Linked DNA regions of Mus musculus: region 1 is linked to region 2. The links are chromatin loops, found by intact Hi-C in ENCODE. Cell type or tissue: heart. All regions are shown on one strand. Links, peaks and the distances in the headings refer to the core of each region. The heading gives the core; the rest is flanking DNA. Region 1 overlaps Nde1 (nudE neurodevelopment protein 1). Region 2 holds the start of Myh11 (myosin, heavy polypeptide 11, smooth muscle).

Region 1 (8,733 bases), core at 3,458-5,957, 110 kb after region 2:
TCCCTCTGATTCTAATCACCATCTTATTTCAGTAAGGAATTAATTGGACAACACACCAAGAAACTACCAGTTTATTTTTTTGAATCCTTGGTAAGATTATCTTAAACATCTAATTTTTTAAAAACAGGTTAATCCTTTTAAACCAAGCCTAGGTATATCTCAGAATTCCATATACCTTGTTAACATAAACAGTGATCAGGATAAATATATACATAGTGAAAAAAAAAAAGCCACATTTTGGGGAGGGAGAGCCAGGGTCCCTCTATGTCTGCTGGGCTTACACTGGCAGTCTTTTGGCTGGGTATTAGGATTATAGTCTGGCATCACCACAGCCAGCTAAGCAATCCACATGAAAAGCAGCCTTTCGCATAGCCAGTGATGACTCGGTGGGTAAAAGGTACTCACTGCCAAACCTAACTTGCACACATAAACCCTGACAACCCCCCCCCCCCCCACACACACACACACACACAACACAGCTGGTACAACTGTAGGCCTCGCCAAGATGAGCTGAGCCTGAGCGACTAACTCATCTAAGCCTAATGTGGTGGTTTGAATATGAACGGCCCCAGTAGGCTCATATAGTTGAATGTTTGCCACCAAAGAGTGAACTGTTTGAAAGGATTGTAAGGATTAGGAAGTGTGGGTTTATTGGAGTAAGGGTAGCCTTGATGGAGGAAGTGTGTCACTGGGGGTTGGCTTTGAGGTTTCAAAAGCCCATGCTAGCTAGGCCCAGTATCTGTGGATCAGGATGTAGTTCTCAGCTACTTCTTGAGCACCATGCCTGCCATTGCCAGGTTCTTTGTCATGATGATAATGGACTGAAGCTCTACTCTAAGCAAGTCTCCAGTCAAGTGCTTCCTTTTCTAAGAGTTGCTTGGTCATACTATCTTTTTACAGCAATAGTAAACTAAGTAACTAAGTAACTAATAGTAAACAATAACAGACACCAGGTGAGTCCTGTGAATCCCCAAACACAGGGACTGCTCTGGACTGGAACCAGAAGTCACAACAGTCTAAATCACCGAGGTTCAAGTGTGAGCTGAGGCTTATGCCCTGGAACCAGCCTGTCTGGCTGAGAACCTCAACTCTGCCACGCTCTGCTAGGTGACTTCAGGGACACTGGTGAACACACCTGAAAAATGGGACTACCACCTGTAGGGTAGGCTTGTGAAGATAGCTCTGTGAGGTCCTAATATGACGTGTTGCAAAGACTGTCTAGCATACAATGAGCATTCAGCAATTGTCTATTTGCCTTTGGTGGCCTGACTAAATCAACCAAGAGGCTGGGGGCAGAACTCAAATATCTTAGTTTTAACTATAACAATTATACTGAGCACATTTCCAGATAGACCTATTATTGGACAGCCCCTCCCCCTCATAAGTATTTACTGATTTCTGAGACAGGCTCTCACTAAGTAGACCAGTTTGTAATGGTTTTATATGCTTGGCCCAGGGAGTAGCACTATTAGAAGGTGTGACCTTGTTGGAGGAAGTGTGTCACTGTGGGTGTGGGCTTTAAGACCCTCATCCTAGCTGCCTAGAAGCCAGTATTCTGCTAGCAGCCTCCAGATGAAAATGTAGAACTCTCAGCTCCTCCTGCACCATGCCTGCCTGGATGCTGCCATACTCACACCTTGATGATGATGGACTGAACCTCTGAACCTGTAAGCCAGCCCCAACTAAATGTCCTTTATAAGACTTGCCTTGGTCATGGTGTCTGTTCACAGCAGTAAAACCCTAACTAACACACAGTTCAAGAGACTAGCCTTGAATTTTTAATTACAGCCCCAGCCTCCAGAACACTGGGATTACAGATATGGACCACCATGCTCAATCCATGATGGTTTTGACTTTTGTGTGTAACATTTAGAACTTCAGATTTCTGGCCTCTAGGGATACCTGGAATGCTAGAATGGACCCATGTCCTCTGTGGCAGAGATTGCTGCCCTTCTAGACAGTTTCTGTTCTTTATCACAGGATCTCAACAGCCTGCCCTACTGAGCGTTCCCACACTACTTCCTAACTGAGCCAGACCCAAGCCACCTCCCTGAGGACCCACACCAGGTTCTTACCAGGGCAAACTATTTGTTTTTTCTCTTTTTAACTTCCTTCTTTCTTTCCTTCTCTCCCTCCCTCTCTCTCTGCCTCCCTCCCTTCCGAGGCATGGTCTTCCTACATAGCCCTGGAAGTCCTGGAACTCACTATGTAGACCAGGCTGGCCTTGAATTCACAGGGCTCTACCTGCTTCTGCCTCTTGAGTGCTAGGGTTGATTGTACCACCCCACTGGCATAAGGGCAAACTCTTTAAATCAAAGAAAAACTTCCTTCTGCCCCACCTCCTTACCACGTCTGAACATTCCTGGTGTGTTCAAACCAGAGCTAGGTCCTCGGTGAGCTACTGGAGTAGACGGTACAGAGCCTGTGGCCTGCACAGCCATGTCTGTCCTCTTGGCTTGCCCTGAGCCTGGCATGGGTGTCCGGGGCTTGTCTTGCTTCTGTTGCACAGCCAATTCCTGCCGCAGATCTGCACAGGGAAAGGGTCCAGAATGTGAGTCCTTGCTTTTGGGTGAGGATGCAGCCAAAATAGGAGTGTACAACCTAGAAATCTATCTGGAAACCCTCAATGGAGGGACACCATGTTCTCTCCTTAATAGTTATGCAAACAACACACTCTTCTTCTGCATAAAATACAAAAAGAACTTAAAAGCTATAGCTTTAACATAATTGTTAAAAAAGATTGTAACACTGTGGTATGGACAGAACCCTAAGTGAAAACTTGCTTCCTCCCAGTTCTCTTCTGTCTGGAACACATAACCAAGTTTTGTTTTTTGATTTTTGTGTTTTCTTCTGTGTTTGTTGTTGTTTGTTGTTTTGTGAAGCTCGAGAACAATTTTATTAAAGTTTAAAGGAAACACTCCAAGCAGGCAGGCTTGAAATTTCAGCAGCTACCAGACAGAGTTAAAAGGAAAGGAAGAAAGAAAGCCACAGCTTTTGAGTTAGGGCAGTGCAGGGGAATGTGGAGAGCTTCAGAGAAAGAGTAAGGAGCCCAGCATGCCCGGGCTTTGGCCAGTATGTAAAGAGATGGAAGGGACAAGGACGAGCAAGTCAGAAAACAGGGCAGACCTCTGCAGAGCTGCAAGCTTGGCTCAGCAACTGACTGCCTTTTTGCTGTGTATCCAGAATGAAGTCAACACTAGATCATCTCAGAGCCTCCTGAGTGCTGGGATCCCAAGTGTATACAGTCACCTAACCTTCCAGATCTCCCCCTCCCAGTTCACATCTGTTGGAAACTCCTGAGTATTGTACAAATGATTTTAGGAATCATTAGCAGGTGGACATGCCTGTCTGTAACTAATCCTCTCCCCTTCCATGAGGGTCTGCCATCTTTCCCGAGACAACATATCTTCCAATGCCCACTCATTTTAATAACTGTTTAACACCCCATAAAATAAATTCCTGTGGTTTGCTGGTATCTTCATTACTAATGGTGTAGGTTGAACATTTCCTATTGGAAATGTTCTGGACCATATGTGCCAAGTTCTTTAAACTTTGTAATACTTGCATAGACTTTATTAATCATTTAAGAATTTCTTCTAACCAAGGTTTTGCTGTTTGTTTGTTTGTTTGTTTTAAGATGTGGTCTTTGTAGCCCAGCTGACCTTGAACTTGCTATGAGGCCAAGGATGACCTTGAACTGATCCTCCTTCAAAATGCAGGGCTTACAGGTGTGTCCCCCACGCTTACAGGTGTGTCCCCCATGCCCAGACCCCCACACTTACAGGTGTGTACCCCCATGGCCAGGCCCACTGAGCACTTCTAACGGAATTCAACATGCTCTGAAATCTAAAACTATTTAAAATTGACCATTGCTTTTTAAATCCTACCTACTGACTGCACCATTTGATATCAAATTTAAATTCTAATTTAAAAAGAATTAAGGGCCAGGTATAGTGGCCTACACCTTTAATCCCAGCACTCAGGGATAGAGGCAGGTAGACCTCTGTAAATTCAAGGTCAGCCTAGTCTGCAAAGCAAGTTCCAGGACAGCCAGGACAGTTATACAAAGAAACCCTGTCTGGAAGAAACAAACAAACAAGAAACGAGGACTTGGCATGAACTCTCTTAAGAATGCAGCTAGGATGGCTTACCAATGAAGGTCCCATTAGTCTAAGAACTCCATGCCTGGCACAACAGCCAAAAGCTGGCCAGCAATACAATGGCATTTTTCTCCCCAAGAAACTCTTATGCTTCTGCCAGGACTCAAGCCTGTCTGGCATGTGTGGGAATTGTTCTCTGAGGAAACAATTCTGAACTAAGGAGGCAAAGCCCATGAACAAAGACAGAATTTGTGAACCCCAAGACTTTTCCTGCAGACATACATGAGGTGTCTGACAGCCATTCCAGTAATCCCTGAGAACTGCTGACAGTCCAGAACCCCACCCCGGCTATCGTTTACACAGAGCTGCCCCTCAGCCTCTCCGAGGCTGGCCCATGTACAGAACAGCTCCAGACTCCCTGGAAAGGTAGTGCTTGGCAAGGCCAAGGGCAGATGTTGTCTTAGATGGAAAAGCACCATGCAGGGAAGAAACAGAGAAAGCCTCTGACCTCGGGCTTCATCCTTCAGCCTCTGCACAGATTCTAGAAGATTCTCCTTCTCATCCAGCTCACTCTCTAGGAAGGCATTTCTTTCAATGGCTTGATTCAAACGCTGCTCAAAGTCTTCCAGGGACATGATTGTGGCTCTGGGTAGAAGAAGCACACAGTTACCCAAAATAGCAATGGCAGCATCTGTCGGTGCCTGAAGGCCTGTATGATGTGACAGCAGAGGTGTCTGAGTGGTTCTAAGTATCACAGGGCCTCCTGGGCCTCAGGCTCTTCACCTATAAAATAGAGTCATCAGGGCTAAGAAGATACACCAGGTTGTCTTGAGGGTCAAGTCTGGTAATTTCCACGCAGCAGTAAAGCCTAAGATGACCTAAAGCCTTGTGCATTAGGGCCACATGCTCTGCCCAGTCATTGACAGCAACCAGCCCCAGCTTGGCTAGGAATGCTAATTAACATTCAGAACAGTCCAGCACAGACATGGACACGGACAAGGACACACACACATACACACACACACACACACACACACACACACACACAGAGGGAGAGACAGAGAAAGAGACAGAAAAGAGACCAGCATTAATCTTAGTGACTTTAAAGTGATATTGCAGTCACTAAAGTGCTTGAGCACGACTTGAGATCCCCAACACCCACATAAAAAGCTGGGTACAGAGTAAGCCTTTTATCCCAGCATTAGGTGGCTTTCTAGTCACCCAGCCAGTCTATCTGGAACAAAATATTGTGGGGGTGATTGAGGAAGACTCCCGATGCTGACCTCTGCCACCCTCTCTTCCACATGCACACACGACGATAAAAACTAAAGTTTCAAAAGCTCTGGCACTCGACCCCGAGCCGCTGTCCTCCAACAGCCATATTTTGAGCAGGCATTTCACTAGAGCACAGTGGTCAATGGTGATAAAGGCAGAGACGGGCTGTAACTTAGAATCGGTAATAAATAATCTGTTAAGTGGCTAACTCTAGCCCAGCTACTCTCCCTGGATGTTTCTCATAATAAAGCAGGGACAGGGAGGCCACCTCTGTGAAATGAGACAGGGAATAAAGTAGACTAAACAGCTGACACATACTTTATATGGATATATGCTCAGTCAGCGCTGGCACTTTTAATTAATGGCCCTCCCTGCGTCTGCCCCCAGAAGGCATCTGGCAGTGCAACTGCATTTTCTAAAGCAGAAGGAAGCAGGCTTGGAGTGGGGTCCAGAGCTAACACTCTGCTCTTCCCTGTGAGACTCACCGGGGTTCCTGCTCCTTCAGTTGCAGGGGAAGGCTGAATTTGCTCACTCACTCAACACTGCCTCTTAACGCCATGCTAGTTCCTGCTCTCAAGGGGTCTGCAGAGAAAGTGAATGGGATAGCTACCTAAGGTGCCTACCTAGTGACAACAACAGAAAACATTCAGGAGTCTGACATTCGGGACCCAAGGTCTCCAACATATTTCATTGTTGTCTGTCACAACAATGAGAAAGATCAAACATCTAGGTATTTCTAGATGAAGGGACGTGGATATTTCTGAAAAAACAGATGAATGCTCTGTACTTAGGAGGCTCATGAGGGAGAAAAACTGGGATGGTTCAATGGTTCAATGGTTAAAGCAATTGCTACAGGAACAAAGACCAGAGTTCAGATCCTGAGAGCCCATGGAATGCCAGGTGGACATGGTAGCCTGCTTGTACATTCTGTCAGGGAAGGTGGAGACAAAGGATCTCTGAGCAAGCGGACTAGCCAGACCAACCAACCAGCCACTTGAGTGAGCGCAGGGTTTGACTGAGAGATCCTGCTTCAATGACTAAGGCATAAGAGCAATGAGGATTCTCAACATTAACCTTCTCAGGCCTCACATGCACGTGAACACGAGTAAAAATACATATATGCACACTGCACATATATGAAAATGGAAAAGAAAAAATTCTTTTGTCATCTTATAAGAAAATACCAATTGGTGTTAGTGGCAGGGGTAGGGAGGTCGGGGTGGGGGGCACATCAGACACAAGAGGAGGCAGATTGGAAAGACCAGTTGTAAAGAATCACTACAGGTATGACAGTCACACGACTCCAGGGTCCCAAAAATAAATAACAGGTCAGGTGTGATGATATATCCTTGCAATCCTAGCACTTGGGAGACGAATACATGAGGATTGCAAGTTCAAGGCTAGCCTGAACTACATATAGAACCCTATCTCAACCCCCTGCCCTCTCTTGAACTAAAAAAACTAAAACAAACAAACAAACAAACAAAACACAAGGAAGGTTTTTTAGACAACTGGACAACAGAGAGCTCTAACTGTGACTGTCTTGAATACATAAACGTCAAATAACCCATGCCTAGCAAAGCATCTACTAAACAAAGCCAGAAGACCTTCCAGACACTTTCTGCTCATGTCACAGACAAACAGGAAAGTCCCTTAGAAACAATGAAAACCCACATAAATCCATGTCAAAATATGGTAGGAGACACATCTTTATTTCCAATACTTAGAAGGTGGACGTGGGAGACTACAGGGTGAGCCCAAGGCCAACCTCAGCTATGTGAAACCCTGCCTAAATGTTTACAAGGCTCCCTTCACTCTCCCTAAAGCTTCACCTTCAAAAAGGACAAAACAGTATGAGAGACGCAGGCCAGTGGTAGAAAGCTTGTCCAGTATGTGAAAGCTCTGGACTTGATATCAAAGACTGAATTGGCAGGAAGGGAGGGAGGGAGGGAGGGAGGGAGGGAGGAGTATGTGGGAGAGGGAGAGGGAGAGAATGTAGCTCAGAGAAAATGGATTACCATAGCTCCAAGTCATTTAGAATTCAAAACCGAGGTTAACCCATTTCTCTTCTATTTGATTGGCAGAAATCCTAAGTGTCCACTATGTAAGTCCACTGTGTTAAGGAAGCTACTTGGAAAATGAGGAATTGGTACTCTGGGAATTGGCCACTGGGAATATAAATTAGTAAAATATAAATAGATGGACAATACTTATCCGTGTCACACAGGCCTGTGTCCTCAGATAAGCCACTCCACTTATGGAACCCCACGGCACAGGCACACATCGTGGGAGGTTGCTCATTACCGAGACTCTGATCAGTAAAGGAACTAAGACTAGCCAGACACGCCCCCAGGACCCTGGATAAGTAAGGCATCATGGTATCAGCCAATGAGTCATTCAGTAGACAATTACATATGTGTGTGGGAAAAAAGATCAAGGGTGTTCTGTATCCTTCAACAGATAGTATCTCCAGCATTCATTGTTAAGTGGAAAAGCAAGATGTACAACTCAGAGTACAAAGTGTTCCATTATGGGGGACCGGAGGTGGAGGAATAACAATGCCTTTTATTTTATTCTATCAGCATATATTAATTATACATAAAGGTTTCTTTATGGCATTTTCATACAAGAACATCATTTTGATCATGTTTACCATAACCACTCATTACCCTTTTCTGTCCCCTACACTCTTCCACTATCCTCTTTTGTTTTCATGTCTTTAGTGTGTGTGTATGTGTTTATATGACCCAACGAGCTAGTGAGGGTGGCTCCCAGGGGTATGGCCATCTTAGAGTGCTGCACCATTAAAGGAAAATCTCTGCTACTAGCTGCAACCATTAGCAACTACTCAAAAATCCTTGAGGGGAAATAGGGGTCTCATGAGACCCTCCCACTTTCATGACAGAGTGCTATAAACAGTATCTCTTTTCTATGTGTTTGAATTTCCATTAAAAACAAACAAACAGGGCTGGAGAGAGAGCTCAGTGGTTAAGAGCACTGTCTGTTCCTCCAGAGGTTTTGAGTTCAATTCCCAGCAGCCACATGGTAGCTCACAGGCATCTATCCTGGGATCTGATGCCCTCTTCTGGCATCAGGTGTTCATATAGCGAGAACATTCACATACAATAAATAATTAATTAAGTAAGTAAATAAATAAACCGTAAAACCAAACCAAAAAACCCCAAACTCCCCTGGGGCTAGAGATACCTCAGCAGTTAGGAGTACAAGCTGCACTGCTCTTTCAGAAGACCCACTTTCAGTTCCCAGCACCCCATCAGGCTCTTGCTCCAGGGGATCCACACCTCTGGCATCCACTGGCACCTATACTCACATATAAATATCTAAACACACAATTAAA
Region 2 (8,733 bases), core at 2,241-4,740:
GCAGCAGCACTCTTACCCACTGAGCCATCTCCTCAGGCCAGCTGATATAGTTTTAAATGATTAAATCTTTAGCACCTGCAAGAGTCAGCCATGCTTGGATACAATCTTTGATTTTCCTAAAGCTAGAGGGCATCACATACTGAGGCTTTTACAAGCCAATAGCTATTTAAAACTATTTGCTAGAAAAAAAAAAAAAGACCCCAAAGAGAAATTTCCCCTTCATCGTCCACTTCCCATCACAGAAAAACATACAATTTATTTGACACCACCCAAAGGAGCATTTTGTTAAGTGACTTTTCTCCTCTTCTTACAATAAATGACCTCTTCAACCACAAGAAAAATAGAAGCCTCTACCCTGTTCTAGGTAGAACTTCCTTCTGAAGACTTCAGATATCGGAACTTCTCACAGTGGACAGAAACTTCCCAAGTGACTGTGAAGTGAACATACTGTCCCTGGGTACTGCCCAAGCATGCCAGGAGGGGATGGGTGGTTTATACAAGGCCGGCACTGTCATTAACAACCCAGCAAGGTGGGGGAAGGCAGAAAGCCTTTCCTAAGGCAGTGTCACATAAGGACATGGATAACCCCAGAGGTTCTTGGCTAGTGCTTAGCAGGGCTGAGATCAGACTTTTGGGCCTCAGTGGGACAGCGCTTGCCTATTGTGAGCAACACTCAAGACTCGGGGGAACAGTAAGTTGGTCTGGGGAGATGGCTCAGTAGTTACAGCAAGAATCCCAACACTGGGAAGACAGACAGAGGGGGGTCCCTGGGCTTTGCTGTCCGGCTCTGCAGTCTAGCAGCCTAGCAGAATCAACAAGCTCCATGTGCAGTGAGAGATGCTCATAAAATAAAATGGAGGGGCAACTTATGGACACAATGTTGACGCCCACACTCGAGAATGTATACACAGACACAGTGTAACCACCAGCCATGCCATGAATGGACCCAGGTTGGAATCTCAGCTCCTCTGTTAACCTTGCTCTTATTGGCCAGATGATATATACTCTTTCAAACCTGGATCCTCAGCAGTAGATGCTGACGAACCTACTTCATGCCATCATTCTGGGCATTAGATGTAAAGAAAGCAGTAAAGTTTCCCCTTTCTTGACTGAGGTGATGAGGTCTGAATTCCATCTCTAACACTTATATAAAGACACCCAGACGGCACTGGACAACAGACACACTGTAACCACCAAGCATCCCAGCCCAGCTGTGAGAGACTGTCTCAAAAACAAAGTAAAAACAACAAAATCAATGTCAGATGTGCACACATTGGATCCCAGCATGTGTAAAGCAAGTTTGTTGCCAGCCTGGTTTACACAGAGTTTGAGGCCAACGAGCTAGAACTGTGTATACAGTGAGACCCTGTGGTAGATGGGTCCTGAGAACTGACATCTGCGATTGACGGGTGTGCACATCTACCACATGCACAACACAGTTTCCATTAAAAAAAAATGCTAACACTAATTGATTGGGGAGCAGGGTGCCCTACTGCTTACACGTGAAAGTCAGAGAATGATGTGTTCCATTCAGTCACGTGGCTCCTAAGGATGGAACTCAAGGCAGTCTTGGGCAGCAAGTGCTTTTGACCAGTCTTACTGACCCAGTCTCTCCTTGTACTGAAATTAGTTTTGTTTCAAAATTGATACCATTCTTTAAAACTCAGCTGTGCTCCTTGGAATTGACTTCACTGAGGCCTGCTGCGGGAGTGCCCTTCCTTCCTAACACGGGGATGGCAAGCTCTGGGCTGGTTCCAGACTGGGATAGGTGCAGGTGGGTCCTGGGCTTCCCTCTTCCATTCCTCCTGGGCTCAATGCCCAGACGGTTTCCATTCCTTTTACGTGCAGCTGCGAAGAGGCTTTGGGGAAGCAGCCTCGTCCATCATGTGGAGGGCTCCTCCCCCACCTCTACATCGAGGCAGCCAAGCTGCTGTCCTTGGCTCTGTGTATTGCTGCCCAGTGAGGCTGGGATGGGGTTAGGAATGGGGATGGGGAGGACCAAGATCCAGATGTTTTCAAGTCTGAGAAGCAGGTGAGCTTGGTCCTGGACGGATATGGAAGGGGTCCAGATGGGCTGGGATATGAAAGGCCACACAGCACCCCTGTTGGCTTTGTACACAGTGATCCGTAACTCAGCTCTCCAGAGTGAACATTGGTATTAAACAGTACTGAGCTTGCTAAGGACCCTCACAGGACTCAGTCTTCTGGCCTGCAAAATAGGGCTGGGGCAGGTTTGGCCAGAATCATCCTTGGGTTGGAAGAACCAGCTGCACCTGGGTCTGGAGCTCCTGTCTGAGCACTGGGGTCCCTATACCGCCCCGCGGGCTCAGCGGGAGGCTGCGCGGGACCATATTTAGTCAGGGGGAGCCAGAGCCCCGCTGGTATGCCACGCTGGGAATTCCTGTTTCGAGAATTGCGCCTGGCCTTTTTGGGTTGTCTCCCGCCCAGGCCCAGGAGGGAGGACCAGCCCGGGACCTCGAGGGTCCGCGCGCGGGGAGCGAGGCGTCCCCGGTCTGGCGTGGGGCCAGCTCTGCCTCGACTTCCTTTTATGGCCTGAGTGGTGTGTGTGCAAGGGGGGGGGGAGGGGGAGGGAGAGAGAGAGAGAGAGAGAGAAAGAAACTGACTTTAGGGACATAACAGATGAAATGATAGAGACAGAACAAAAATCGTCACAGGGAAATCAAAGCTAGAGTGTAATGGAGAGTGTGTCAGGTCCGACAAAAGAGACAGGGAGACAGGGACCTAGATCCATACAGGGCTAAGGGAAAGAGATTGAGAAGTATCCCTTGCTGAGGGGGGACAGCTGTGAACTTGCGGGGGACCAGCAAGTACCCCGCATTCTCTTAGGGTCTTAGCACGCATCCTCCAAGTGCCATAATGCACTCTTTCTCCAGCAGCACCCCGCTTTTCAACGATGTTCAGAGAAACCACGTTATTGGTTCCAGGCACCCTGGGATTATATTTAATTTTGGTTGTAGCATGAATGGAACTGCAAAGAACAAGTTAGGAAAAACAAGTTTCCCTTTCTTTTCCCACACATTCCCAGCAGTCACTGGAGGATATGCGGTGACCTGCTTTGCACCTTGCAGAGTTCAAAAAAAAAAAAAAAAAATCACCTTTCCCCTCCCTTTGCTAAACACAACCGCCCTCAGATCTAAGAGGTGGCAGGTGAATGAAGAGGGGATGAAGGAGAGTGGGAGGTATCAAGCCTCCAGTATGTATGAACAGGAAGAGGTTAAAATCCAGCTGGAATGGACCTAGGGGGAGAAATTCTCACGTTTCCCTACAGACTCTGTATACCGGATTCCTTTTCTGTAAGGACCCAGGATCTGGGTGGCTACAGGGAGCGAAGCCTGAGGCTGTGGGTCAGTGCGGCTCTGTTCCTCACCTGCAGGGGGCGCCGCGAAGGGAAGAGGATCCTCCCACTCTCGGACGTCCGACAGCCACCTCCCCTTTCCACTCTCAGATAGCGCTGACTCTATAAAGCCAGGCGTCCGAAGCTTACAGAGAGATTTGGACCATCCCAGCCTGGGATCAGTGCCAGATCCGAGCTCTCCATCCGGTGTCCTCCTGCTAATCCACCCCCGGAGTAGATCTGTAAGTAGAGTTGGTCCCTTAGGGGCAAGCCTGGGTGGTGGGTTTAAGCCTTCTAAAGCATCCTCCTGGGAGTGGGGACTCCAGGGGTCCTGATTGTTATCTCTTATAAGGACAATGGGAAGAAGCCGGGTACAGGATCATTCTAGACCTCCTGTGATTACTCCCCTCCCCCCCCCCACTACCCACCACGTCAAACCAGCATCCCCAGGTTGCCCATGAGCAGAACCACCTGGGAAAGTGGAGTAAGCAATTAAAGATTCTGGTGGCTGGGCCCAATTCCAGGTATTTTAAGACTAGAGTCTAAAAAACAAAATGGTCTACTTAAAAACCAACCAGTGTTTATAGGCTGCACAGTGGACAAATGTGCTGTGGTAGAGCACTGCGGGTCCTGGGTTCAAATCCCAGTATTTGGGATGGTGATCGGAACCCAAGGTTAGTCTGACTAGGTCATGGGATGGATAATCCACTGACCATTGCACAAAGTAACTCAGAAACATGGGTGAAAGTGTTGATAGTTCTGAGCACAGGCTGTGGTGTGTGTGTGTGTGTGTGTGTGTGTGTGTGTGTGTGTGTGTGTGTGTTTTCCATCTACTTAGGTGATTTTGCTGTGGATTGTTACTGGTAGACAAGGCTGCTTATTGTAAGATATGGCTAGTTTCTTTCACTCTGTTCCCTTCCAGACCCCAGACTCTGTGAATTAACAAGGGAGTTCTTCTCCTGGTTGGTTAGGGCCTCAGATGTCCAGGTGGGTGCGGAGGCTCCATTTGCCTCCCCACCCCCAGGTGCACCGAGTGAGCAGGCGCTGGGTTTGGGGCTCCTCAGTGGGAAGGTTACTCTTAGGACAGAGAGAGGAACTAGCAGGAGAAAGTTCTGCGATTCCAGTTCAGAATTGTTTGGAAAGCACCTTTCAAAGTTATGTCTGTCAGAGAACAAAAGAAACCTTTTAGAAAGCCGGGACTAGGCTGTTTAGGTTCTACCTCTAAGAACTGCGAGAAGCCATGGAGCTTGCTGGGAAAGAAGGGACGTCCGGCTGTGTTCAGCACACTGCTCTGCTCCGTTCTGTGTCCTCTGGTGAAGGTTCTTCTCTTGCTCAGTTTACTTCAAGATGCTATTTTAGACTTGACTTAAAGAAAGAGAGCTTGACCATACAGGTCCAAAAGTCTCTCATGGCAAGGAACACCTTCTCTTTTTTGATGTGGTTGATGGCACACTTAACAAGCCAGGTACTTAACAGCACTTCAGTGGAATCAAGTTATTTGAATCATTATATACACTTCATCACGAAGTTGATCATCTTGTCGTGACAGCTCTTTGTCTTTCCTGAAAACCAAAATTTGTTGGACTCCTGTTTCTGGTGGACTCCACCACTTTTTGAAGAAGATTGAAACCTTCTACCAATTTAAACTGACAAAGGCTGTTCCCTAGAGAGAAACAGATGTGGTAGGAGTCCATGAGGCTGGGTGACCCCAAAACACGCCCGTGCTGAGCCACCCTGGAGAAACCTGTGGGTTTGCTTCATAAGCACTATGGACTTTCATTGTTATATCTGAAATAGAGCCTCTCTTCCGTACAAGGTAGTCACTATGGATTTATCATTACTTTTCTGTGAGAGGCTGGGCTGGAGGCAGACATGCCCTTGTATGGTAGTGTTTTCTACGAGGCCATCCCCAGCCCCCTTGGCCAATCACCCAGCCTTGCTATGCAGCCTGGCTGGCTTGGGTTCTGGGTGCTTCACCGTCTTTCCCTGTAGAGATGGGGGGCACTTAGAAGACAGTGAGGCTCTTTTTTCCCTCTCTCTTCTTATTTGGAAGTTCTATTTGTATATTTTTTTCTGGTGGAAATTAGCTCCTGTCTTCCATACATTTAATAAGAACAGGTGGTATTTACATCTGATGAACCATTGAGTAATTTAGAAAACTATATCCTATTTCAAATACTCAGAAGGTCTTAACCACATTATTTTGCCAGGTATAGTGGCTCATGTCTATAATACTAGCATTTGGAAGGAAGGCTAAGGTGAGAGAATTAATGAGAGTTTGAGGCTAACCTGGAATACATAGCAAGTTCAGGCCATCCTGGACTACAATAGGAAACACTATCTCAGGAAAAAAAAATGGGAAAAAAAATCAAACCCCAGCCTAATGGTGCGCAACTTCAACCCCAGCATCTGAGAGGTAAGACGGCAGGAGTTCAAGGTCATATCAGCTGCTGAGTGAGTCCAAAGCCAGCCTGGGCTACCTGGAAATCAGCTGCTGAGTGAGTCCAAAGCCAGCCTGGGCTACCTGGAAATCAGCTGCTGAGTGAGTCCAAAGCCAGCCTGGGCTACCTGGAAATCAGCTGATCTTTAAAAATATGTTGTTGCTGTTGGCCTCCCTGATCATTTTCCCATCTGCAAAATGGGACTGTTGAGAACAAGCCAGTGTCTTAACGTTTTTTGTAGCACTTGCTTAGTCTTCTCAGAAGTCGAAGATCACTTAGCTAGGGTTGGATTCCCACGGCTGCAGCAAAAGAGAAAGGTTCATTAATTGGAGTCGCACAGTAGCCCTTTGGAATCAGTACTAATAGTCTTCCCTCCATTTCATAAATGTGGGCTTTGAAAACTTTGTTCTAGGGGGCTGGAAAGATGGCTCAGCTGTTAAGAGCACTGACTGCTCTTCTGAAGGTCCTGAGTTCAAATCCCAGCAACCACATGGTGGCTCACAACCATCTGTAATGAGATCTGATGCCCCTTCTTCTGGAGTGTCTAAAGACAGCTACAGTGTACCTATATATAATAAATAAATAAATCATTCATATATATCTTTGTTCTATCTATCAAAGATGGGGGCTCTCACAAACTAAGGTTCTTGTAACTCCAGAGCCTAAGGGATGCCCTTTTGGGAGCTTTCAGTAGATGACCCATTTGAAGGGTTTGACACAAGGCTGACACCAGCAAAGTTCATCTGATGGTAATTTATATGACTAGAGATGTTTAGGAGTGTGCTCTGTGTGACACAGCTGGTATCAATAAGCCAGAAAATCCAAAGTGTGGTCTTTCCCCTAAAGCAGAAACTTACCCCTAATTTTCCTTTTGTGTAAATCTTTTTTCAAAGCCAGCTCCTTTTTTGAAACCTCTCATGTTACCAGCATACTTTCTGACCAGTTCTACTAGCACAGTTGTGATCACTATTCCTTTAGACTCTTATTGGATCTCCTTCCTGTGCATGGTAGAAGTCTGCCTGGCTCTTACAGTGGCCCCTTTGCTCCCTGGTTCTCTTTTTGTCATTGGTGACATTTAATCACATTGATCTACAGGCCTTAAGGACCAGGGGACACAGAGTTGGAGAAAGGCAAGCTAGAACTGAAGGGAGAAGGAAACTGCCCAGTATTCTAGCAAGGGAAGGTCAGGTTACCATGATGCATCTGAGTTTCAGGGAACCATTCTCATCAGAATGGCCAACAGGGTGGGGACCTGACCTGTTTCACTCAGGTCCACTTGCTCTCTGGGCTATGGGTCCCTACAGATGAATCTAGTCTACTGTAATCTAGAAGTTCATTTTTAACAGCATCTGAGCTGAACACATACAGACCTTCTTTTTTGTCCCTATCCCTGAGTCATGCAGCAGGAGAACTATGTTTGCCACCCTTCAAGGCAGCTGGGAGGTTGCTCAAGATGCTATGCAAACACTACAGCTTGTCATGGAAGGGACTTCAGCATCTGTGGATTGTGGTGTACAAAGTGCTCCTGAAACGGGCCAAAGAATAACTGTCCCTTCCTGCCCCTCCCCTAGTAAAACATGCAACCAATGACAGAGAACCTCACAAGTGTCTTAAGCCATAAGTCATTCTAGCCATCCCTCTGGTTCCAAATAAGCATGTTTCTCCCTTTTTTTTTTCCCTCCATTTTTTCCTAACAAACATTCTTTTTATTTTATTCTTTTTTGTTTTATTTTATTTTTTTATTTTTTATTTTTGGTTTTTCGAGACAGGGTTTCTCTGTGTAGCCCTGGCTGTCCTGGAACTCACTCTGTAGACCAGGCTGGCCTCAAACTCAGAAATCTGCTGGGATTAAAGGCATGTGCCACCACTGCTCGGCTAACAAACATTCTTAAATATCATTCTAAATTTTTTTCTAAGCCAAATTTCTCATTTATTCAAATCCTGGCATTTTACAAAACATATTTCACCTTATCACAAATCTTCACTATCTTTTCTATATCTTCATATCATTCTTCATATTGTATGCTTCTTTTTATCTGGTGCCTAGTATTCTGTTATATGGAAGTTTGATAGCTTACCAAATATATACTCTTAATACAATCTACTTGGCACATGACTCCATGTATAAGTGGTGCTTGAGGAAGTACCTATGTAGGAGCTAACTATTGCTTATCAGAAGTGCCTAGGACCAGAAGTGATCTGGATTTTCCTTTTCTTTTCTTTTAAATTCTTTTTGATTTTGGGATATTTGCATATTCATAATGAGATATCCTGGAAACAAGAACACTAATACTTTTGTTGTTTATCTTTTTTTCTTTATTTTTGTTTTTAGACAAAGTCTCTCTATGTAGTACTGGCTATCCTGGAGCTCTCTGTAGACCAGGCTGCCCTTGAACTCATAGAGATCCTCCTGCCTGTGCCTCCCACATGCTAAAATTAATGGTGGGAGCCATCACATCCAGCTGTGAGCACAAATCTTGATGTTTCACCTTTGCTTTATGCAGATGGCTGTACAGTCATTACACTCAATGTTTCTTTCTTTTTTATTTTTTAAAGATTTATTATTTATTTATTTATTTATTTATTTATTTATTTATTTATTATATGTAAGTACACTGTAGCTATCTTCAGACACTCCAGAAGAGGGAGTCAGATCTCATTACAGATGGTTGTAAGCCACCATGTAGTTGCTGGGAATTGAACTCAGGACCTTTGGAAGAGCAGTCAGTGCTCTTAACCCCCGAGCCATCTCGCCAGCCCCCACATTCAATGTTTCTGATGCTACATTTTCATTGTGACCTGCTGTATGAAGTCAGATATGAACTTGTCCACTTGCACAATATTAACCCTCAGAAAGCTATGTGACTTCAGACCTTTTGGGGTAAGGATATTTAGCTTGTATACATATTCTTGGCTTGTAAGAATATGAGTTCCTGT

The links. A loop is a pair of places that touch in the nucleus more often than their neighbours do. Peaks named below come from ENCODE experiments on the same cell type or tissue, not always from the same donor. Only the 100,000 strongest peaks of a DNase experiment are listed, where the experiment ranks them.
Region 1: it touches region 2 in a loop (12-fold over the local background); 1 of 42 quality-filtered maps calls a loop at or near these places.

Annotation. Positions count from the first base shown.
Region 1 is chr16:14,179,488-14,188,220 of GRCm38, reverse strand. Nde1 (nudE neurodevelopment protein 1) reads right to left here. Exons shown (of 9, transcript NM_023317.2): 5 at 4,609-4,745; 6 at 2,348-2,527. Among named protein-coding and RNA genes, the nearest start is that of Nde1, 21 kb to the right of the region's middle. In heart, for the core only: no CTCF peak of the experiment used is centred there; no DNase peak of the experiment used is centred there.
Region 2 is chr16:14,286,140-14,294,872 of GRCm38, reverse strand. Myh11 (myosin, heavy polypeptide 11, smooth muscle) reads left to right here and starts at 3,465. Exons shown (of 41, transcript NM_001161775.1): 1 at 3,465-3,597. In heart, for the core only: a CTCF peak has its summit at 3,386 (motif pointing right); a DNase peak (open chromatin) is centred at 3,492; H3K4me3 peaks cover 1,278 bases; H3K27me3 peaks cover 2,500 bases.